Regions from separate parts of the Homo sapiens genome. Here region 1 is linked to region 2. A link is a loop called in an ENCODE intact Hi-C map of the cell type or tissue named here. Cell type or tissue: heart right ventricle. All regions are shown on one strand. Each heading gives the region's core, and the rest is flanking DNA. Links, peaks and the distances in the headings are about the cores only. Region 1 overlaps GAP43 (growth associated protein 43). Region 2 has its middle 100 kb from the start of GAP43.

What was found. A loop is a pair of places that touch in the nucleus more often than their neighbours do. Peaks named below come from ENCODE experiments on the same cell type or tissue, not always from the same donor. Only the 100,000 strongest peaks of a DNase experiment are listed, where the experiment ranks them.
Region 1: it touches region 2 in a loop (2.5-fold over the local background); 2 of 110 quality-filtered maps call a loop at or near these places.

The regions. Positions count from the first base shown.
Region 1 is chr3:115,669,597-115,681,879 of GRCh38, forward strand. GAP43 (growth associated protein 43) reads left to right here. Exons shown (of 3, transcript NM_002045.4): 2 at 6,417-7,014. Among named protein-coding and RNA genes, the nearest start is that of GAP43, 52 kb to the left of the region's middle. In heart right ventricle, for the core only: no CTCF peak of the experiment used is centred there; no DNase peak of the experiment used is centred there; H3K27ac peaks cover 1,067 bases.
Region 2 is chr3:115,512,533-115,524,815 of GRCh38, forward strand. No RefSeq gene overlaps it. Among named protein-coding and RNA genes, the nearest start is that of GAP43, 100 kb to the right of the region's middle. RefSeq lists an enhancer at 5,936-6,489. In heart right ventricle, for the core only: no CTCF peak of the experiment used is centred there; a DNase peak (open chromatin) is centred at 6,109; H3K4me3 peaks cover 316 bases; H3K27ac peaks cover 2,290 bases.

The DNA.
Region 1 (12,283 bases), core at 1,726-9,725, 160 kb after region 2:
GGGTTATAGATATACAAAATAAAAGAAAACAACTTTTCAGACTGGAAACTGAGTTCTACTCTGATAATGCTTTATACTATGTTGAAGATACCACCTCATATTATTTTGGAAGCAGGTGGGCTGTACATGTTGAATAAATAATACATTAAAGTGGACTGAAGACCCATCTTTTGATCACCAGCTCTTATCTGAAAAGTTAACATTACTACTGCAGTTTCCAATATGAGATATTTTGTTTTCTTATACAGTTTCATTGCTTCTCTGCGCACTCTGCTCCCCATTCCCCTCATACCCTAGGTATGAGGTCTTCAAACCAGACTGCATGTTGGGGGATCCGGTGTATGCCCACTGTGCTTATTCATCTTTTTATTTTTATTTTTTTTTTTTAATTTTTTTTTTAATTTTTTTTTTTATTATACTCTAAGTTTTAGGGTACATGTGCACATTGTGCAGGTTAGTTACATATGTATACATGTGCCATGCTGGTGCGCTGCACCCACTAACGTGTCATCTAGCATTAGGTATATCTCCCAATGCTATCCCTCCCCCCTCCCCCGACCCCACCACAGTCCCCAGAGTGTGATATTCCCCTTCCTGTGTCCATGTGATCTCATTGTTCAATTCCCACCTATGAGTGAGAATATGCGGTGTTTGGTTTTTTGTTCTTGCAATAGTTTACTGAGAATGATGGTTTCCAATTTCATCCATGTCCCTACAAAGGACATGAACTCATCATTTTTTATGGCTGCATAGTATTCCATGGTGTATATGTGCCACATTTTCTTAATCCAGTCTATCATTGTTGGACATTTCATCTTTTTAAAGGACACTTTCTTCCTTACACCTGCACCGAAACCGGCAGTGACATTCCATCTATAGAACTGGAGGAGGCTGGCCCACTGTCTTCTCTCTCCTCCCTAAGGGGTATTTTACTGTATTTTTGATCTTTGTCTAGGTTTAAAGAAAGTACAGAAGCTCCACTGTGAACTACTTTAATACTTGCACATTTTCCCTAAAGTCAATTGCCATGGTATCAATGATGCTTAAAAATAGAGTGAAATTTTGTTATGTGACTTTCACCTCAATAAATTATTAATAAAAAATAAAGTGGGCCATAAGTAGGTACTTCCCAGATTTTATTTATATTTATCAACACTTTATTCTGGTTCCTTTACAGGCTGTAGAAGATTCTGATAGGCATGAAAACTACAACATATTTAAAAAAACATTGCTTAGGATATCTCCGGCCTTTCAAGTTTGTTCTCAAAAATAACTTTGCTTGATCAAATGAACTATATTTTGGTTTACTAAAGATGTTCTCAGAAAGAAGAATATGTGTACATCAATGATTTGTAATGCATTTAAAATTCAATACTATTTTTTAAAAATTTAAGTATTATAATGGTACTATTTATAGCTAGCAGAAGTAGATATAGGGCCAAGTTTTAATTTGCTTGGAAGGTTGAGGCATTCCTATGATAACTGGGAAAAGTGAAATGCATTGAGGTATCCCAGATGAATGGATGATGTTATTTTTAGTTCTGAAAGTTAGCCATTCATGGATTTTTGCCTAGAGCTCTTTTGTAACATATTGAATGCAAATGTTTGGACATTTTAGAATAAATCTTAAGTTGTCCATTCCTCCTTTCCCCAAAGGAAAAGAAGACCAGAGCAACAATGTTGGATACTTAAGTAATTACTTCTTATTTCTGGCTTTCTTATCTGTAATTCTTAAATATCAATTAAAATCATTGTTCATTCATCTAATGGATTTAGAAGTTTCATTAGTGTCAACAAGTTAGTGTAATGGTACTCTTCATTTTTTCCAACCAATATTCATCTGAGATTTTAATGTTTGTTTAAAAAGTAGGGATGTCCTACACCTTGGTTTCCTTTAAGACTTCATAAATTGCAGAGCTCTCAAACAAATCAGTCAGTAAAAAATATTAAGCCATAACAATAAAGATTCCTGAAAAACTTATGGTAACTCGTAATGACACCCTTCCTACCTATAATGTACTGCACTGGAATGTCCTCTTTACTTAATTCGCAGATATCAACAATTCTGTGTAAAAATGAAATAACTTTGAAATTCCCTCAGAAACATTAGAGTTCATTACAAAGCTTATTTGTGGCAAGACTTAGTTTAAAAACTAAATCTATCTTTAGTGACATTTATGAGCTGACTTTTTAGCCATTAGATAGCAGGATTCCTTTTCTGGACATTTCATCTTAACTCACAGTTTTAGAGTGTTGTCCTTACTTGAAAAGAAGAGTGTAAGATCAGGTGTCTACTGCAAATTCCTGGGAAGTTATTTATTGTTAAAGCACTATGATGTGGTTTAAGTGTATTTTCAAAAGGATTCTATGTGGGTAGACACAGTATCCTTCCGTTCAGTAGCATTTGTATAGTGCTTAACATAGGCACTGAGTATTTTTAAGTGAATAAATCAACGAGAATGCTGATGTGAAGCCTTATGGATTATCTACTACAAGTAAGTCCAAGCTATTCCAGGTCAGCCATGCAATAAAATTGGACTTGGAAGTAGGTGGGAGGGGAGAAGAGTTGAGGTCAAATACAAGCTGGGCCACTGCCTCCCTCACTCGCTGTATGAATTTAGGCAAGTCACTTAACTTTTCAGGGCCAGGGCTGTCCCTTTTGGAAAGTGAAAGTATTTTGCTGAATGTGCTGAGTAGTCTGGTTTCTCTGGGCTTGAATGTCCTTCATCTTAAGTAAGCGCTTCTATTTCTAGTGGGGAAAGGGTCAAAGCGTTCTCAGAACCTGGGGTTACTCCACATAGCCAGTTTTGGGAAATGTTCTTTTTCTCCTTGTCTTAACAAAATACACAACAAAATACACTCCCAGTCCACTTACTTTTATACTGTACTGTGAAAAGAATTTTACCAAGAAATAACCTGCAGTTTAAGGAATATTAATAGAATCATTAGAAATACAAAAGAAAGACACACAAACAAAATCCAGTGGTGTCTAGCTTCAAACCCAGTATTAACTTAAAATATTTTTATTTATGGATGTCTCTATTCAATCACTGAAGTCTGACCTCTTCTTAGCCTGGTTTATTTCCTTCCCTTTCCTCCCCTCTCCTCTTTCATTTCTTCATCTCCTTCCCACATCCCTCTCCTCTCCTCTCCTCTCCTCTCCTCTCCTCTCCTTTCCTTTCCTTTCATTTCCCTGCGTCTGTTTCTTTACTGCTATCTGGAAAAACTTCTATTAATTGTCTTTTTTTTCCCAACTAATCTCTAAAATTTAGTTTTCCTAAATCTCTAATGATGAAGTCCAGCAGTTTCTCCAGGATGAGCTACATGCGTGTGGAGTACTTTGAGCATCTTTTTGGGTATAGTCACTTATTTGGGTACCTGGCTCTTATAAGACTGTCTTCACCTCTCTCTCCTAACTCTTGTTTTTCATGGTTCTCCCCGTTTCTGCTCACTCCTGCTTCCCTTGAATTTCTTATACTTCTGGGTTGTTTAAGTGAGGTTTGTCTCACAATCTTGGCACCCTAGTCTAGTCTTAGCCTTTCTAAAAAGTCATTCTAACATAGATGCTGTGTTCAGAAGCTTAAATTCTGATTTTTTAGAAAATTGAAGTTGCAGATGCTTTAAGAAATTGAGAGAGAGAGAAAGAGAAAGAGGAGGGAGAGAAAATTGAGAGCCCTTTCTTTATCCTTGTAGTTTCTTTGTTTATATCATGTAGACTCTCAGCTTCCTTCTCTTTGTGATTTCCAGCTTTTCAGGAGTTTCATCCCCCTACTCCTTATGTTCATAAAGAAAAGACAGAGCTCTAAAATGTTAGCTTTCTTGAGTCACTAGAGAGTCTTTTGTGGACACCTGCTCCTTCTGAAACAATTGACTTGTCTACTTTCACAAACAGCAGTATTTGTATTAAAGAACCAGTTGGCATCAATGCCCAAGTGCAGGTGTCCTAATATATAAGATGGTGCTTCATTCAGAAAACTCAAGGTAGAGTAAAATAAATTATCAACATCTTGGCTCCATGCTCCATTCACAACTGTTAATTTTACAGGGTTATGCTTCCATCTCTGAGCAGAGAACTCCTGGCAGGGACAGCTGCTCCTGTGTCTCACATTGGGCTGTGCTCATCCCAGTAGGAGTCATCAAGAGCAGCAGGTTAGCGAGAAGGTGATAGTACATCAGAGAACTGAGCAGTGGAGGAGGGAGAAGGATGGGCCTCTCCAAAGTGCTTTTCATTTACTCCTTTAATCTTTGTGTGTATATACATGCATGGTTAACTAAGGAAAAAGGAAAAGTTGACTTGAATTTGACTGAGAAAATTATCAGACCTGCTTTTACTTGTACATGTAGCTCATTTTCAAAAATACTTTTGTGTATCCACTGGTATGTTGATGGTCCTATGCAGCAATAGGTCTGTACGCTTGTCCAAAGAATGTCTAACAGCCCCACATCATGATTAGCAGGAGCTGGGTCACTGGGGCAGAGCTGGTTTGACAGGTGGAAAACTTGTCCTGAGTAGTTCTGTATTAGCTTACCTCCTAAACTGGAGCAAAGGTCAAGGCCAATCCAAGATTGAGAAGAGGCGCCGAACATGTTACATGGTAAACACTCTTTTATTAGTGGTCTTTTGAGGGAAAGTTGCTGTGTTGTTCTTTGCTGTTATTTCTGCTAGAACAGTGTTCACAAAAGTGAACAAAAGTTCAATGCTCAAGTTAAAGAAATCTAAGAATGGAGACTATCAGTAGCCATGTTGGGGCACCATGGTAAACAATGGAACTGGATAAAATTTTATGTAGTTGCCTACACAATTCTTTCTATGACCATACCTGCTGTTCCTATCCTCTGAATTAATTTTCATGTGGAAAATAGTCATTTGCAGCATATATTAGGCTACAAATGTTGCCATCAAAAGGTAACATTCTATATGCTAGTCTCTTGTCTTTAGTACTAAGATGGCTCTATTGATGATAATACGAACACATTTTAGGTTCCCAATTGCTTTGGGAATAAAGAATTGTGACTTAGTTAATATAAGTTGCTTTTTCAAAAGGAGAAACAGTGTTTCCCATCATTTTTTAAAATTCAGGAATAGTGGTCTTTTTTAATTCAGATTTTGAAGGTTTGGTAAGTTTATTGCTAATGTTGGACCACACGCAAGAGAAAGTTAGACATTATTTTGTGACCAGCATTGTTAAGTTGTCACATTCTGAACAAATCCCTTAAAGACCTGGAACTCATTTACATTTTGCATAAAATCCTGATGGGATTTATGGTTTAAACTTTGACTATACTCTTTGTCTTGAATTTATTAATTTCCTTATCAGGCTTAAAACTTGGGGGAAAGTAGACTTTTGCAAAATATTTTTTTAAACCATTAAGTTTTATACAAAGTCCTTCTCAAAAACCCTGTAAACCCTCTATCTTTCAGAGCTCTTTAATAAAAACCTGGGGTGAATGTGATTTATTTTTTGCTTTTGTTTCTGGTTTGCTTGCTTTTTTGAGACAGGGTCTCAATCTGTTACCAAGGCTGAAGTGCAGTGACACAACAACAGCTCACTGCAGCCTCGACCTCGCAGGCTCAAGTAAGCCTCCTTCCTCAGCCTCCTGAGTAGCCAGGACCACTGGTGCATGCCACTACACCCATCTAATTTTAAAATTTTCTGTAGAGATGGGGTCTCACTATGTTGCCAGGGATGGTCTCGAACTCCTATGCTCAAGTGCCTCCTGCCTTCACTTCTCAAGGTGCTTGAATTACAAGTGTGAACCACTGCACCCAGCTTGTAAATGTGATTTGAGTTGTCAAAGTACTTCTAAAAAAAAGGCTGGTTTAAGTTTGACATGGAGCAACATTGAGCCGGGGAAAGAAAATACGTAGAAAATAATGCCAGTGGCCAGATGCGGTGGCTCACGCCTGTAATTCCAGCACTTTGGGAGGTGGAGGTGGGCGGATCACTGAGGTCAGGAGTTTGAGACCAGCCTGAACAACATGATGAAACCCCGTCTCTACAAAATACAAAACTTAGTCGAGTGTAGTGGCACATGCCTGTAATCCCAGCTATTTGGGAGGTCAAGGCAGGAGAATTGCTTGAACCTGGGAGGCGGAGGTTGCCGTGAGCTGAGACCACGCCATTGTACTCCAGCCTGGGTGACAGACTGAGACTCTATCTCAAAAAAAAAAAAAAAAAAAAAAAAAAAAAATGGCCAGTGATTCTGGAAGGTCCGAAAGACATTACTTTTCCCATACAATACTGTGGGAGAAAGATGAGGTTTGATTTGAACTTCCAGGGTACTGTTGAATTCTTAACTCCAAAAACAGTGCCTGGCACAAAATAAATCACTTAATAAATACTTGTTGAATGCTGAGATTTAAAGGAGAAGAATGTCATTGAAGCCCTCTCTTTTCCCTTCTTTTCTCGACAAAGGTTGAAAAAAATGATGACGACCAAAAGATTGAACAAGATGGTATCAAACCAGAAGATAAAGCTCATAAGGCCGCAACCAAAATTCAGGCTAGCTTCCGTGGACACATAACAAGGAAAAAGCTCAAAGGAGAGAAGAAGGATGATGTCCAAGCTGCTGAGGCTGAAGCTAATAAGAAGGATGAAGCCCCTGTTGCCGATGGGGTGGAGAAGAAGGGAGAAGGCACCACTACTGCCGAAGCAGCCCCAGCCACTGGCTCCAAGCCTGATGAGCCCGGCAAAGCAGGAGAAACTCCTTCCGAGGAGAAGAAGGGGGAGGGTGATGCTGCCACAGAGCAGGCAGCCCCCCAGGCTCCTGCATCCTCAGAGGAGAAGGCCGGCTCAGCTGAGACAGAAAGTGCCACTAAAGCTTCCACTGATAACTCGCCGTCCTCCAAGGCTGAAGATGCCCCAGCCAAGGAGGAGCCTAAACAAGCCGATGTGCCTGCTGCTGTCACTGCTGCTGCTGCCACCACCCCTGCCGCAGAGGATGCTGCTGCCAAGGCAACAGCCCAGCCTCCAACGGAGACTGGGGAGAGCAGCCAAGCTGAAGAGAACATAGGTGAGCAACCGCGAGGGTCAGATGCAATGGGTGGATGGGGAAGGGAGTTGCTATTCGGAAGACCAGGCCACCTGGGTCATTGAGGGAGAGGAAAAAGTCTAGAAGATGTTTTCCAGAAATCAAGGGAAGCTGTGCTTAATTTCCCAAAGTGGCAGGACTAAGAGCTAAGGTTACATTCCCAAATATCTCCAGAGAGGACTACCAGAGAGGACTCAGGCAGGTCTATGTAGCAGCCAGTACTAGAAAGATCTGGCAATTACCTTAATTGGATTGATATATGCAGTCAAACTAGATAAATCTGCTTTAAAAAAGTATTCTGTGTGCTGATAGACTTAGTTTAATAAGTAATTACTGAGGCTACATATATTTTATGGATGGGAATTAGCTAATGTGATTATTTGGCTCTAGAAAATGCCTGGTATAAATACAGCCATCCTCTTCTTGATCCAGATTATATAGTGTGTGAATTGTTGGCAGCAAAAGTATAATCTCAGACCACCCTTCCCTATCTCACATTATGTTTCTGGGCATTCTCTCCACCATCGGTTGGTGAGTAGTGTGTGTATATGTGGGTATGCTCAGAGAATGTTAATTGTAACATTAATTGGGGTCAAACATAATTAGGAAAATAAGTCTGTCGATGTTGCCAAAAACAAAAGAAAAACCCCAAATACAGAATATGTTGTGAAGTCAAACATAAATAATCATTTTATTATTGAAGACACGACTTTCTACAATATGCATAAATAATTGAGGGTTCCTATGATTACAAAAAGGTACTGGATTCTCTTCATTTTGGAGCTGTAACTTGAAAGTTGGAGGGTTTTCACTATTACTGCTCAATTGTGCAGAATTGGAATAGAATATTCCCAGAGCAAGATAAATTCAACAGAGTTTCGTCCCTGGAGACTAGATCCTTCCCTCACCCCAACACATCCACAGTGGTAAAGGAGGCCAACAGTTTCCATGATCTTTCTCTAGTCTAATATGACCGATAAATACTTTCCAGCCCCAAAGATCCTCAAAGATAAAGTTTCTTCTGTGTCCATTTAAAAGATTGGGTTTACTCCTTTAGAAGCGCCTCGGTTTAACCAATGATGTTTGTCATCCAAGGGTCCAAATACGGACTGAACCACCGTGTGCTCCTTGGGAGAAAACCTACTCCATGAGAGTGGTCTGAGGAATGTTTTGGCATCTGACCATCAGATTGAGAAAGTAATGACTGGACTTTTACCTTGATATACATTTCCCCAAAATCAGATACTACAATATGGTAGGTGACTATTCTAGATATTTTAGGTCTACTTCTTTCATCGTATCCCTAAAATTCTATGAATATGATGCCAGATTATATTAATTAACATTGTTATTGGCATATTCCAGCTCTGGATAAATCGTATGCTTCTTTTCATTTTGAATCTTTATTCTAACACACAACTGTCCCAGGGGCCAGACATTGAGGTTTAGAAGATGGGAATTTTTCCCTGGAAAAGGTAAGGCATGTGATAAAAAGTGGGGTGTGGGTTTTAATTTACTCAGCAAAGCAAAACTTAACTACTTTTCTTTAGATTTAAGGTTTGAGCCTCAGGTATGATGTCTGGAAATCACTTTGCATATCCACAAGTTACTTAATGTGTCATTTTCATACATCTTAGAAATTAATCATGCTTTTAAATACAGAACATATCTGACATGGCACAGACCATATTTTTTAACTGGGATTTCTAAAGTTGTGGGAAACAGAGAAATGATGTGATTTTAGGTATATGCTTATGATTTGGGTTGATAGAAGGATTTTTTGAATCAGTAGGAAGTCTAATATATAATATATTTTAAAAGAAATTAAGTTTTATTATGTTTCAGGTTATGATAACTAACTGCAAATGAATTAATGAAATATTTTATGTAGTAAGTTGTCAACAAATGTCAAATATTGAATATAAATTGATGAAATTTAAATTATAGATAATAATTTGTTCACTCATTTATATATTTCTCTTGCATATTTGCTTATTCTATTCATTTATTTGATTAAAAATGTGTCTGGTCAGTGAAAGCAAACAGCACTCTTCTCTGCCTTAAATGTTACAGATTCTGACAGAAAAATATCTTAATTAATCAGACTTTATCATGGGCATTCAAAGGTGATTGAAACAATAGGTGAAGTTCAACTTGAAGGTAATCACAAAGGGCAATTTACAGTGTTTCTTAGAGTTGGGTAGGTACTGTCCTCTTGGTTAGATTCAGAAATGCTGCCTGTCGTTTCTTTCTGGGTTGAGGTATCTAGTAGCCTTGCCTGCTCTTATGTGACAAGCACAAATTACTCCGCTGTGATGAATCTCATGGGATCACAGAAGGTAGAGGTGACAAGGAGATCTATCACATCATATCAGGTCCAAATTCCCAGGTGCCCTGTACTGCATTTCCTCTGCCTTCCACTGTATTTCATTTTAACCTGGGTTAAAGTAGCAGCATCTTCCACTGGGCTGTACTGTTCGGAAATGGGTGGCTACCATGGGTTGCTTTAGGATTCTACAGCTGCCTGGAGGGGCGTGGACAGACAATCTAAGAGGGTGCAACAGGGTTAAGGGGAAAAATAGGTACAAAGAGAAAATCTAAGAAAATAATTTCTGTGAATATCAGGCTTAAAAATTTTAGATATGATTATTACTTTAATACCTATGGAAATGTTGGGGGAACTATAAATGTTATTTATTTTACTTCTTTTACTATTTACTACCAACCTGTTTGTTATGGGGGGATGTCATTTGTATTTTGATCTTTGAAGTTGGTTGGTTATTGTCATTGTTTTAAATTCTCCAAGTATGTCCACCTCTCCCTAGTTTGCCACGCTGCCTGCCCAGCTTTTTACGTGCCTGGGACCAAAACATTTCAGCGCACCTCTGACAATGATTCCTTTAGAGGAAGAGGAGTGTTCAAAACATCTGTGGGACACTGCCCCATTCAGTCATGAGTAGAGAACTTTGAAGCCCCCTTTAGTGATTATATCCTTGGGGTCTCCTGCTGAGCAGTGTCACTGTGCTCATTGGCTCTCAATGAAGGAATTCTCTCTTACGTCTCCTCTTCTCCATGGTAGCCTATTGATTTTCCCCAGTAGAGGACTCTGCTGTGGTCATATTCAGTGATGTGGTACAACCAAGGTAACCTATCCAGAGGGCTATCAATCAGTGATATTGATTGGGTGGCTGCCACAGGGTCTTTGACTGATGCTAGTTGGAAGTGTAGCTCTGAGTGACTTTAAATGTTCTGTATGTTGATCTTGGCTGCATTTTATTTTCATGGTCTCAGTACATCTTGCAAATTGATGCCATCAGTAATGATCAAGAAAAGAGGGAGGAGTTTCCTATTGCCATTCCCTGAATAGAAAAATTAACTTAGTGTCTCCCTGCTTCTCTTCCTCCTCTTTTTTATCCTTCCTTCCTCCCTCCTTCCTTCCCATTCTGTCTCCTTCTTTTCTATTCTTCCTTTCTTTTTCCCTTCCCTTTATATTAACTTTCTTCTGTGCTAGGTATTGGAGTCACAAAGATGAATAAGATATGATTTTTTGTCCAGGTGCGGTGGCTCATGCCTGTAATCCCAGCACTTTGGGAGACCGAGGCAGGAGGACTTGAGTCCAGGAGTTTGAGACCAGCCTGGGCAACAGAAGGAGACCCCATCTCTACAAATAATAAATAATTAGCAGAGTGTGGTGGTGTGTGCCTGAGGTCCCAGCCACTCTGGAGGTTGAGGCAGGAAGATCACCTGAGCCCGGGAGGTCAAGGCTGCAGTGAGCCATTATTGTGTGCCATTGTACTCCAGCCTGGGTGACAGAGTGAGACCCTGTCTCAGAAAAAGTAAACCAAACCAAAACAAAAACAAGATGTACTCTTTTGACCTTAATGAATTCTTACTTGGTATGGGGGTAGTATGAAATTCAGGGAATGACATTGAAAACAATCATATTCATAATCTCAATTAAATTCTGCAGTTAGGTACAGGGCACTTCCCTATGCCAATGCACTTTGGACAAAATATGAATGAGGCAGTGCTTCAGGGGCTAAGATGCAGTCTGCTGCTTACTATAAAAACGTTGCATATAATGTATGTCCTGATACTCAAATTATTAACGAAAAGAATAGATGCAAAATTTAGAATTTCTAGAATGATAATTGTGTATAAGAAAATGAAATACCCAGCTCATATTTCTGAATTTAAAAAATTATTTATGTTTCCCAGAACAATATTTTCCCTAAGACCCAAGGTAACCATCTATTTTTCAGCTTTCCAAAAGATAGGTCCACTTCTACCAAGCTGTGTGTTAGATGTGAGATTTTCCAAGGATATTTACACTTATTTGGCAGGGTGCCTCGTGAGCGGCTTTGATTTGAAATGTGGTTTCAACCACTTCCTAAATTTATACACAACTCACAAAGAATGAAAATTTTGGTTGTGGAAGTCCATAAATGCTGTTTATAAAACATGGGCACCCTGTCAGATACTCAGTGGTATACCTCTTAAATACTGTTGATTATTAAGCTTTTATGGAGCACTTTTATATTGCTAGAGTAATCATTTTTATTGGCTTTTCTTGACAACAGCCCAATGTCATTTGATAATATTTTTCTTTCTATTTTTATATTCCAAGAATAGGGACAAAGTAAATGGATATTCTGGCCACAAATACAGCCAGTGACAAAATGAGGATCAAACTGATTGAACTCTAAATCCTCACCTTAACTGTAGCCCTACAGTTCTTTCTCTCTATTAAGGTGTTATGTTTTGTCTCAGTTTCTGCATTTTCTTTTTTATCTTAGCTGTTGTTGTGATCTGATGCTTTTGGGAAATACCAACCAGGACCTTACTAGGATATTCTCTGTCCTACCTGCCTTGTAATATAATGCAGGGAAAAGATCTTTGAACTGAAATAAAGAGACCAGGGTTCTAGTCTCAGTATTTCTACCAACCAGATTTTAGGCAAGTTATTGCTTCTCTGGACCTCATTCATCTCATCCTTAGGAAAAGGGACTACGATAGTTGGTTTTTAAGGTTTTCTTTCAAGAGTTAACATATAAAAGTCTAATAATAGGTAGCACTTAATGAGCATTTATTAACTGCCAGGTCCTGTGCTGAGTGCTATGTGGGGATTGTTCCATTTAATCATCATAACCACTCTGTGGTAGTAATGTAGTAGTGTAATTTTCCCTTCCCTTTTTACAAGGAGAAATCTTAGCTTTAGGGAGACTATGGGACTTAATCATTGTTGACAGCT
Region 2 (12,283 bases), core at 1,395-9,394:
TCTGCCTAAACGCTCTCTCCTCCTCCCCAGGTTCATATTAATAAGGAGAAGGTCTCCCCGCAGCTCCTCTGGACCGAGCCACACCTCTGCCTGGGAATCCTGGGCTGGGGCTGCAGAAGCCCGCTGCGCGCCTCCTGGTTTCTATGGAGACCCTGCTTGATGTCAATGGCGGCTCCGGAGCGCAGGGAAACCTAAGCGTTTGTATTTAAATGAGGGAAAGTGGGGGAAGGGGAAGTAAAAGAGGAAGGGAACAGAAGAGAGGATGGTAGAGGTGAGCGGGCGGGTGTTGAACTCTGGGGACTAGAAAAATCCAGCTGCGTTACTCAGTCATCTCATGCTCGCGGAGAAATCAGAGGAAGCAGCAGCGGGCAGAGGGGTGTTTATTTCTTGCGTGAGAAATATCCGACTTCTTTCTGACATCCGGGAGTAAGGGACAGGCAACTAGGAATCCCTTTTCATGTGGCTGGCCCCTGGCTGATAGTGCTGCTCGATTTCATTTCCAAGAAGAAAGGGAGAGTTCTCTCTTTGCCCAGAGACTCAAGTCTTAAAGATTCATTGCTGCTATGGGAGGGGCCACGCCTCTATCTTTCACTCTCGACCCTTTCCCCTGCAGCATAACTAAATAGAAGCTCTGGAAAGACGGATTCGAAAAGTTCTGGGGTCTGGATTAACTGCTGTTTATTGGCTGACACCCTAGCAAGAGGCTGGGGGAGGAGTAGGAGGAGGTTGGGCAGAATGTATGCTATGATTGAATTGCACGAGGGTTCAGATGACGTCAGCTTGAATAAAGGTCTGACCTAGTGAATGTTAAATGTGGCTGAGTGACTGAATCCTTGGAAGGGATCGATGGCAGAAACCTCCATGAAAGGACCATGCCACTTCTTTAAAATATTAAGCATGTGATTCTGCTGATCTCCCCTGCAACTCCCAGAGCGCTGGTGGAATCTTAGCTTTCTGCTATAATCACTTGAACATTACTTACTGCCCTAGATAACTGCGGGTCACGTGGAGTTTGCACCAAAAAAGGAAGTCTTTGAAAAAAAGAAAAAGCCATTAATCAAAGTGCCTGCTAATCTTACAAAGTGAAAGCAATTCAATTTAATAAACACTTTCAGAGGACTACTTCGAGCCAAGTGTATGCAAAATGAGTGAGATGTTCTTTGCCTTCAAGGTGCATACATTCTGGCTGGGGAGGCGGATATGTTCACAAATGACTCATGGTGCCTGGCAGCAGGTAATATATACCATGGGAACTCCAAGGAAGGTGAAATTAATTAGATACAAGGAGGAGGGGAAAGCAGTTTATATTAGTTGCCTCTGAGGTCTAGACTTTTATAATAGATGCAGAGGAGAGAAGCGCAGGGAAAAGTTCTGCAGGGGTAGAATAGAAAAAGTTTAACCCAAATGCCTATTCCATATAAAATTCCAGTTCTGTAAAATTGTCAAGTGACAGAGCAAGCTAATTTTCCTATTTTTTCCCTCTCTGATGACGTATTGCTATTGCTGCAACTTATAGGAAACTCTGGCTTGGCTTCTATTCCATTTTTACCACTTGCCTAACCCATTTTATTTTGATATTAGAGGTTCAAGCTTTAATGGTTTCATTTAAAAATAAACCCAGAAGGTAGAATTGTGAGAAAGAACGCTTTAAAATGTATTTGGGTTTAGGCTGAGTGAGAACCATAGGCATATGAAGGGCATTGAGATTATTTTGTAGTTGAGACAGGGCTGAAATAAAGAAGGTATTTGTGCCATTTGGGGCTCATTTTCAGAGTCATGGCACATAGGAATTAAGAGATGATTGGCAGCTCCATCACAAATGTTGGAGAAATTTTTGAAATATGTAACACTTATGGTCTGAACTTAGTGCGTGTTGCTCGGTCATGAACTATCAAGTTTTCATTAGAAAATTAGGAGATATTCAGGAATACATTAAAGGACACAGAAGCCAAAGGCTAAGTCTTGGCCTTTGGATGGAAGATATCAGGCAGAAATGAAATTAAAGGAGGGCAATTATTTCTAGAAAGGACAGGAAAAAGAAGCCACATGTGCTCAAACTAGTCATAGTTTCTGTGTCATTGAGATATTAGTTACGAAGGGCTTGTTTTCAAGGCCCTACTCTCAGTTGGCTGAGGAATATAGGTATAATAAAAAACATCTTCCCAGAGTTTTGGCAATGAAGCAGAATATTAGCAATTTTTAATGAAAAAGGGCAGAAAGCCAAGAGTCAAATTATTTTATTTTTATTGTTTCATTCTTCTCACATGGTTCACTGCAGAATCTTTGGACTCCTAATTTACTTTCTTTAATGCCATTCTGCCAAGTTTCTGGATAACTGAATATAATCCTCTAGCTTCTTTACTTCAAATAAACACCCATAGACATGTGGACACCTCAGTCATCTGAACACAGTCAAATGTATTTGCATGGTACATTTTTGTAATGATAGTCAATATGGCATGGCAATTCCTAGAAATGAGTTTAGTAATTTGAGGAGTGACCACTTGACATCACTAATAGCTTAAAGAAGAGACAGAAGGGATAAAATAAACACATAAAAAAGAAATTGAGTCATAAATAGTAGAAAAGATGGAGGGGGAAAAACAAGTAGTGAAACAAGACATTAAGGGGAAAAAAAGATATAGAACAGGACGTCTTAAGCCCTTGAAGAGGTTAGGATCCTTGTATTAGTCCATTCTCACACAGCTGTAAAGAAATACCTGAGACTGGGTAATTTATAAGGAAAAGAAGTTTAATTGGTTCATGGTTCCACAGGCTGTACAGGAGGTATAGCAGCTTCTGTTTCTGGATAGGCCTCAGGAAGCTTACAATCATGACTTAAGGCAAAGGGAGAGTGAGGCACTTCACCCAACCAGAGCAGAAGGAAGCAAGAGAGGTGGGGCAGGTGCCACACATTTTTAAACAACCAGATCTCAGGAGAACTCTCTCACTATGGCAACACGTACCAAGGCAGAAATCTGCTCCCATGAGCCAATTATCTCCCACCAGGCTCTACCTCTGACATTGGGGATTACAGCTCCACATTTGTAATTTCCTAGAGACTTGTTGATAGTTGTGACCCAAATGCTGATAGTGATATGGACAATGAAGTACAGGCTGAGGAGGTCTCATATGGAAATGAGGAACTTATTGGGAACTGGAGTAGAGATCACTTTTGCTATGCTTTAGCAAAGAGCCTGGCTGCATTGTGCCCCTACTCTAGGGATCTGTGAAACTTTGCCCTTGAGAGTGATGATTTAGGGTATGTGGCAGAAGAAATTCTAAGCAGCAGAGTGTTCAAGATATGACATGGCTAATAGCCTATGCTCATATGTGTGAGCTAAGAAATGATCTAAAGTTGGAACTTAGGGTGAGATTTGGGTGGGGACACAGATCTGAATTATATCATTCTGCCCCAGGCCCCTCCCAAATCTCATGTCCTTCTCACAGTGCAAAATCCAATCATGCCTTCCCAACAGTCTCCCAAAATCTTAACTCTTTCCAGTGTTAAGTCAAAAGTCCACAGCTCAGAGTCTCATCTGAGACAAGGCTAGGCACTTCCGCCTATGAGCATGTAAAATCAAAAACAAGTTAGTTACTCCTAAGATAAAATGTGGTTGTAGGCATTGGGTGAATACTCCCACTCCAAAAGGGAGCCAGAAGAAGGGGACTACAGGCCCCATGCAAGTCTGAAACCCAGCAGGGCAGTCATTAAACTTTAAAGCTCCAAAATAATGTTCCTTGACTCCATATCCCAAATCCAGCACACACTGGTATAAGGGGTGGGCTCCCAAGGCCTTGGACAGCTCCACCCCTGTGGCTTTACAGGGATCAGCCCCTGCAGTTGCTCTCATGGGCTGTTGTTGAGTGCGTGCAGCTTTTCTAAGCTCAGGGTGCAAGCTGCTGGTGGATTTACCATTCTGGGTCTGGGGTCTTACAGTTCCAGTAGTGGGGACTCTGTGTGGGGGCTCCAACTCCCACATTTTCCCTCTGTATTGACCTAGCAGAGGTTCTCTGTGAGGACTCTGCCACTGCAGCAGGTTTCTGCCTGGACATCCAGACTTTTCCATACATCCTCTGAAATATAGGTGGAGGCTCCAAAGCCTCAACTCTTGCATTCTGAGCACCTGCAGGCTTAACACCACGTGGAAGCCACCAAGGCTTATGGCTTGCACCCTCTGAAGCAGCAGCTTGAGCTATACCTGGGCCCCTTTTAGCCATGGCTGGAGCTGGAGTGGCTAGGATTCAGGGAGCAGTATCCTGAGGCTTTCTAGGCCAACAGGGCCCTGGGCCTGGCCTATGAAACCATTCTTCCTTCCCAGGCCTCTGAGCATGTTATAGGAGGGGCTGCTGTGAAGGTCTCCGAAATGTCTTTGTGGCCTTTTTCCCATAGTCTTAGCTATTAGTTCTTGGTTCCATTTTACTTATGCAAATTTCTGCAACTTGCTGGAAATTCCTCCCCTGAAAATGGGCTTTTCTTTTCTACCACATGGCTAGGCTCCAAATTTTCTGAACTTTTATGCTCTGCTTCCCTTTTAATGTAAGTTTCAACTTTAGGTCACTTATTAGCTCACACATATAAGCATCGGTTGTTAGCCAGGTCACATCTCGAACACTTTGCTGCTTAGAAATTTCTTCTGCCACATACCCTAAATCATCACTCTCAAGTGCAAAGTTCCACAGATCCCTAGGGCAAGGGGAAAATGCAACCAGGCTATTTGCTAAAGCACATCAAAAGTGATCTTTACTCCAGTTCCCAATAAGTTTCTCATTTCCATCTGAGACCTCCTTAGCCTGGACTTCATTATCCATATCACTATCAGCATATGGATATGCTGCTATAAAGAAATACTTAAGACTGGGTGATTTATAAAGAGAAGAGGTTTAATTGGCTCAGAGTTCCACAGGCTGTACGGGAAGCATAGCAGCTTCTGCTTCTGAGGAGGCCTCAGGAAGCTTACAATCATGGTGGAAGGCAAAGGGGGAGTGAGCCTATTAATATGGCTGGAGAAGGAGGAAGACAGCAAGGTCGGGGGGAGGTGCTACACACTTTCAAACAACCAGATCTCACGAGAACACACTCACTATCACAACACAGTACCAAGGGGGAAATCCCCTCCCATGATCCAGTCACTTCCCACAAGGCCCCACCTGCAACACTGAGAACTGTAATTTGACATGAGATTTGGGTGCAGACCCAGTTCCAAACCATATTGATCCTCTGGTTTACTCTCATTTTAATTTGAAATGGAAACCTTTTCATTTCACAGATGAGAAAGCAAGAGCCAGGAGGAAATGAGTGACTTTTCTAATATCACAGTCATTTAGAGACTGTGATAAAGGCAAGGTTGGAGCCCAGGTTTCCTTACTGCTAGTCCAGTGATAGTTCTGTTACATCATTTCTTATACCTATAAAGGCTGACTGAACCCAAAGTTCCTTTGAAATGTAAATACTATTCCATTTGTACTTTAACGTCTAACAGAATTGTATTTTTACATTTATATTGTTTATTAGCAGCACGCAAAGTGTTTTATCTAATTTAACCCTTGTATGAATCTGCAATAAGTAAATATCAGCTAAAAAATGGCCTGCCTGGGACTTATCTACTTTTTATATATGATATATTTTTTCTACAAATACCCGTTTCTTATTTGTGAATACTAGGTGAATTAAAAATAAAATAAATAGACCATGCTGTTTCTACTCTTCTCCACCATACTGTCAACTAGGAACTCGTTGTGCTTTAAGAAAATAGAACAGAAGTGGGAGGAATGGGCAGCCTGACAATTAAAGCAAGCAAGAAAGAAAAAATGGTGTGGACAGCTTTTGCAAGTTTGTGCCGTAGATGATAGTGGTTAAATTTGCTTGTTATTCTAGACATCTGTAATAGAGGAGGTATTACCTCCAGTTGTTTCTGCAGTGGTGACCCTTGTTAGTTTGAGAAAGTTCTTTTTGAGGCTGATGAATTCAGTTCCCAGAAAAAGACACAGGACTCATGTTGGGGAATAGGAGCACCTCCTCCCTACCATGAACTGCACTCTCAGAGGCCCAGCCATCCCTGGCAGGATGGTTTCAATCACTCCTGCCATCCAGTCATCGCTGACACTTCTTGGCAGGCAGCCTGCCTCTAATGGAATGTGTCCTGCAGCTGGGAATTAGGTCATCAGTAATTTACTTAATAGCATTTTATGAGCTGGGCTCTGACAAAAGAGAGTGATCTGGCCTTAACAGCAGGAGCTTTCCTTGATGTGAGGGGAAGGAGGGAAGAGAGTATAGCATTGTGAATAATCAGACACTACATTTCCTGAAAGTAATGGGTGAGGGTAAGAAAATCTGGGTGTTTCTTCAGACTTCCTATGTGATCAGGTAAGATACATACCTTGGGCAAGGTACTTCTTGTTTCTGGACTTTAGTTCCTCTAAAGTCTTATACAACTCTAATATCATATACTTCTGACTCTAAAGAACTCTTTATGAAAATTGGAAGATACAGAATTTGACAGGTCATCACCCCCTCTTCCCTGATGGTGCTCTATGGAAGGAGAGATAGGTAATCCCACTCTTCTGCCATTAGTGTGCTTTGAAATGAAAAGCACTGTGTTGTAGAGTTTGCTAATTTTCCTGGTGTAAGTATTCTCAACATGGCTGATTTCAAGCTGCCAATGCTTTAACAATTAGCAAAACTTTTGAAAACTGAACAATTAGCTTCTATGGGCTGGTATGAGTTGCTCCAGTACATCACTAGTTCTCTCCCATCTAGATAAAGCTGCATCAATGAATAGTCTCCCGTATGTAGACACATAACTGGATTGTTCACACACTAAGATATGTGCCATATATATCTTTGTTTTGGTTTTGGATGAAAAGATATTCACAACTTCTCTTTGATTCTATTCCAGTTGCTATTCTTAATTTATGTGAAGCCCTCTCAGAAAACATGTGAATTCTTATTAGGAAACTGTCCAGTTTATATAGCTCTTCATCTGAATTCCCATTTCTTCCACCACTGCTCTGATGCTCCCAGGGATGTTCAGGGAGCCATTTGACCCTTCATATTTTCTTCTGACCCCTAGGACCCCATGTTCTTTCTGTTGGAAAACCCAATATACATCTCATGAATGTTCAGAAGGTTTGCTGTTGCTATACAGGGTTTAAAATTTGAAAAAGAATCACTGGAATCCTTCCTCCTTTTCACTGGGTGTGAAAGAAACCCTTTTGGGTTCTGAAATTTTAATGTGCAAAATCTTCCAATTTCAAGAAAATTAGGGCTGGGTGCAGTGGCTCAGCCTGTAATCCCAACACTTTGGGAGGCCAAGGCGGGTGGATCACCTAAGATTAGGAGTTCCAGACCATCATGGCCAACAGGGTGAAACACCCATGTCTACTAAAAAAACTAAAAAAAAAAAAATTAGCCAGGAGTGGTGGTGGGTACCTGTAATCTCAGCTACTCGTGAGGCCGAGGCAGGAGAATCACTTCAACCGAGGAGGCGGAGGTTACAGTCAGCTGATATCATGCTACTGCACTCCAGCCTGGGTGACAGAGCAGGACTCCATCTAAAAAAATAATAAATACAATTTTTAAAAAAGAAAATTGGGATGAATAGAGGTAAAATCACTACCCAGAATGGTGGTGGATACAATTATGAGTCAGTTCTATTTTATCCCTTCAATTGAATACTATGTATAGAAAATATTCAATTAGCAACTATCTACTGAGCATTTACTTCATGAACTTAGCCCTGCAAACTATTGTGAAATATAAGAGAAAGCATATGCTGTAATACTAGGCTTCAAATTTATCATTTTGTTGGGAAGATAAGATTAACATATACAAATTAATGAAAATCAGTTAAAAACATGTTATAATCAAGTGCTTAATGATGTGGCACAAATTCTAAATGAAGCAGGAGTTTAAAGAAAAGTAAAATTTCTTGAAGCAAATGTTGCCCAAGGAAACTTAATGACAGAAATGAAGCGTAAGCTGCCCATGATGTGAGGATTGTGTTTACATAGTCAGATGAAGGTACCCGACTAGCCAGGCTGGGGGGATTGCATGTCAAACACTGGTGGCAAGAAATAGGGAGGAGGTAGAAACAGTAAGTAGTGGAAGGTGAAGAAAAAATACAACCTCTGGCCTAAAACTGGGTTTTAGTACATTTGTGTGAGAGATAATGTGGAGGAGAGGTGAGAGGCCATATACAAATAAACAATGGCCAGATCACATATGACAATAGAACCCTGATCTACAACCTCTGCAGCAACCAGTGTGCAGGAAGCCAAACCACAACCTCTGCAGCAAACAACCCAGAACAGGCAGGAAGCAGTGAATGACCACCAGCTTCCCTAATTTTTGCCTCCCTTGCCCTCCCCACAACCAACTCCCACCACTTCCAACTCAGGACCAAGAAGAGAAAGCCAAATATGCTCCCCAAACCAATCACATAGAACATCCCACTTCTAGTTAGGCTGCATCCAGCTTCCCATGCCAATAGGCTCAAATCAGAGCATACTTGTAACCTTCCCTTTTTCTCATTATAAAGTTTTCTTACTCCTCTGCCTGCCATTGAGTCTCTGCCAAACACCAGTGATGGTGGCTGAATCTCTTGTTATGTAGCAAGCTCTGAATGAAGGGCCTCTGCTTGTTCTCATTTGGGTGGTCTGGGTGGTCTTCATTTATTTCCACAGTGGGAAAGGCACATACCCATGACAGTCTGTTTCTCTTTTGCTATTACACAACTATACACACACACACACACACACACACACACACACACACACACACACACACAGAGTTCTCTTTCTCTCTACCACTGTTCCTCCTTCCTTCCCACTATCTACTTTTCTATAGGCTTTCTTACCAATCTCCCAAGAATGCTCTTAAAAAAGACAGGTGTTGAGGAAGCTATTACTTCCATTTCAAAGATGAATAGAATACAGTATTTAAGGTAGTCTATGCTGAGGACATTTATATATTTTATTTGAATCTAAAGTGGCAGCTAAGCCAGGTGCGGTGGCTCACACCTGTAACTCCAGCATTTTGGGAGGCTGAGGCGGGTGGATCAGTTGAGCTCGGGAGTTCGACACTAGCCTGGGCAATGTGGTGAAACCCTGTCTCTACTAAAAATACAAAAATTAGCCAGGTATGATGGCACATGCTTACAATCCCAGCTACTTGGGAGGCTGAGGCAGAAGGATGGCTTGAACCCAGGAAGGGGAGGATGCATTGAGCCGAGATCATGCCACTGCACTCCAGCCTGGGCAACAGAGTGAGACTCTGTCTTGAAAAAATAAAAAATAAAAAAATAAAATAAAATGGCAGCTGAATGACTCAATTCTAACCTGACTTTGACTCTGGTTATCCTTTTTCTCTGCAAAAAGTCTTTTATTGTTGTTTTAAAAATAATGGTCCCATATTTTAAAAGGTTTGATCTAACATTAGTTAAATAACAATTAATGTTTTTCTAGTATATTTTAAGACATCTAAAATGGTTGTTCGGATTCTCTGATCGATGTAAGATAACCAGCATTGTTGCCATGCTAGACAATATATTTCCTGTCGAATCAAAGAACACAAGTATTTCAAATAGTGAGTGCTACACAATCTCCTATAGATAGATATATGGATTTTATTAGTGCATTTTGAGATTTTGAAAATAGCTCATCAGCCCTCATCTCCATTCGACTTTTGAGAATTTATTATGGTGATCAGAATCCCAAATTGGAAACAACCCCTTAAATGATATTACCATTACAATAATTTTGTTATGATTTTACCAGTTCCTGAAAGGCCAGCCCTTTACTCCATGCTCCAAAACCCTAAAATAAAATAGTTTTTAGGTTTTACAGGTAGATTGTTTTTGAATATTTAAAGAAGTTGGTTCCCTACCTAATTTATATCAATAGACTGGAAGTTGACCAGCAGTTAGCCATGACTTTTTTCTGATATAACATCCTCTTCTTTGTGAACATCTGATATGATTAAAAGGCTAGAGGCAGAATTTAGCTTGACTATACTGAAGTTCTCCATGTTTTGCTTTCCATTTAAACCCTGGGGTCTTATTCTCGGGTTTGTAGACTTAGAAACTTGGTTTTCCAGCTCATCCTGGAGCAATTATGCGTTGGCAATGTAATCACATCCCTGTTATATGTTCTTATCTTACCTTGAATGTTTCCTTCATTGCTCTTACTCCCAGAGCCCTGATGATACTAGCAATGAGTCTCCAAAGTACTTGTGTGAAGAGGGAATATAACTTTAGAAAATGACTCTTGTTGATGATAATCCTCTTTCATATCATGTATGATCTTGTCAAATGAGATCATAGGTCTTCCTCACCAAGGGTTTTGTCTCATTAAACTTTGCTCAATCATCTATTGTCATAAGTCTAGGGGGTGTATTTTGGGGTATATATTAGTTAAGATGACCTTGTCTGTTGTAACTAGCACATCTAAATTGTGTAGTCGCTTCATGCAATGAAAGCATACTTCTTGTTCACCCAAAAGTTCAAGATTGTTACCCCTTGTCAGCAAATGGCTTTCTCCATGTGGTGATTCAGAGACCCAGGCTTCTTCTATACTGTGGCTCTGCCATCCTTTAGGGATTTGCCATCTTCCATGGCTGAATACAAGTGGGAAAAAGAGGATAGAAGTAGTTCATTTTCTTCTTAAAATACCTTGGTTCTGGAAGTGGCACATATCCCTTCCATTCATACTGTTTGTGAGAACAAATGCAAGGAAGGCTAAGAAATGTAGTCTGTCTATGGACCAAGATCAAAAAGAAAATGACAATTTGGTGAACATTTAGCAATCTCTGTCTTAGGTATTTGTAGCCTCTGCCTACCTCTTGCCATCCACTAAAGATATTGGAATATGAATTGAGATGCAAAGAAACTGTTTAAAACATGATCTCCCTTCCTTTCCCTTGCGTCACTAACTTATTCAGCAGGAAACTGCCATTATTTTTTTTTCTGGGAGAATTGCAGTTGATCAATTATCTCTTGTTTTCTCTACTTAGCTATGTTAAAAAAGAGGATGGGTATCTCTACTGTAAAATGACATCAGCCATTCTCTCCTGGGTGACCTCTCAGTGGCTCCTCTCTGCTACTGTGACAGCTGCTCTTGGCAGAAATTCCTTTTGGATCAACTCTGCTTGCCTGAAAGCCCATTGGCAGTGGAATAGCTCAGAGTTATGCTTTCAGCTCTACCTCTTGAGAACCAACTCATGCACTCTGGGCCTTTAGATTCTCCCAGGACCGGCTATAGCTTAGATGGTGCAGGCAGGGCATCTGTCTGATTTTTCTTGGAACCATAGAATTGCAGGCCTACATCCCCGTCTCCCCTTGAACTCTCTGGGCCTAGTCATGCCTCAGCTAGCAGCCTGGGCAGAAAGGGATTTGATAAGCAGATTCTCTCTAAGCTCTAAATGATTGTCAAGAGCCTAATATGATTTTGCTAGTAGACAGATATTTACTATTTTAAAACAGACACTCTCTAATCATGGGATACAGGTAATGGGATGCAGGCAATGCTACAGGTATTTCTCTTTATTCCTCAGATTGGTAGCTTAAGATATCACCCATGTTTTCTAAATGTGAGGAAGACCTTTCATGGAATCATTCATTTAATAAATTATTTATCCATTCTATGCATATTTTTAACAGCTACTATATTTCAAGCACTGGGGATATAATAGTAAACAAGACACATACAGTCCTACTTGTTAGGTAAGGTGTTGTTTATAGGGCCCTTTGGGTCCCAACAAAATAAGAAGTTTCAGGGATGTGTGGATTATCTGGGGGCTTTGGAACAGCTCTATCTGTAAGCCACACAGGTTGTCTCTATCCTACCTTCTTTAATTCCCTCTATAGTCCATTGCACAGACTTTATGGTAACCCAGAGAATTATTCAATAAGTCAATATATTTAAAGCATTTAGCAAGCTCCCCCCAATAGTAGGTAAGACAAATAATAACTATTAATAATAGTACCATTATGCTTTTTAAGAAATCTTAGGGAAAAATTGGCCCAGCTGACAATTTTGAATTATTTTTGTTGTTGGAAAAACATGTTGGCTATCAATAACTCTCAGGTGAATCTGTTGATCTCTTCAAATCACTTTTCTAATTCTGTACTTTGGACAGTAGTCATCAGTTGCTTCTGGGAAGAGGCATGAGGTCAGCAGACTTGAATTGGTCAAATGTCAGACTGCAGCTCAGTCATGGCTGGGTTATTTAATGAATTATATGGGAAGGAATAGTGAATATCTGTGGCAGGAGCACTGACAATAT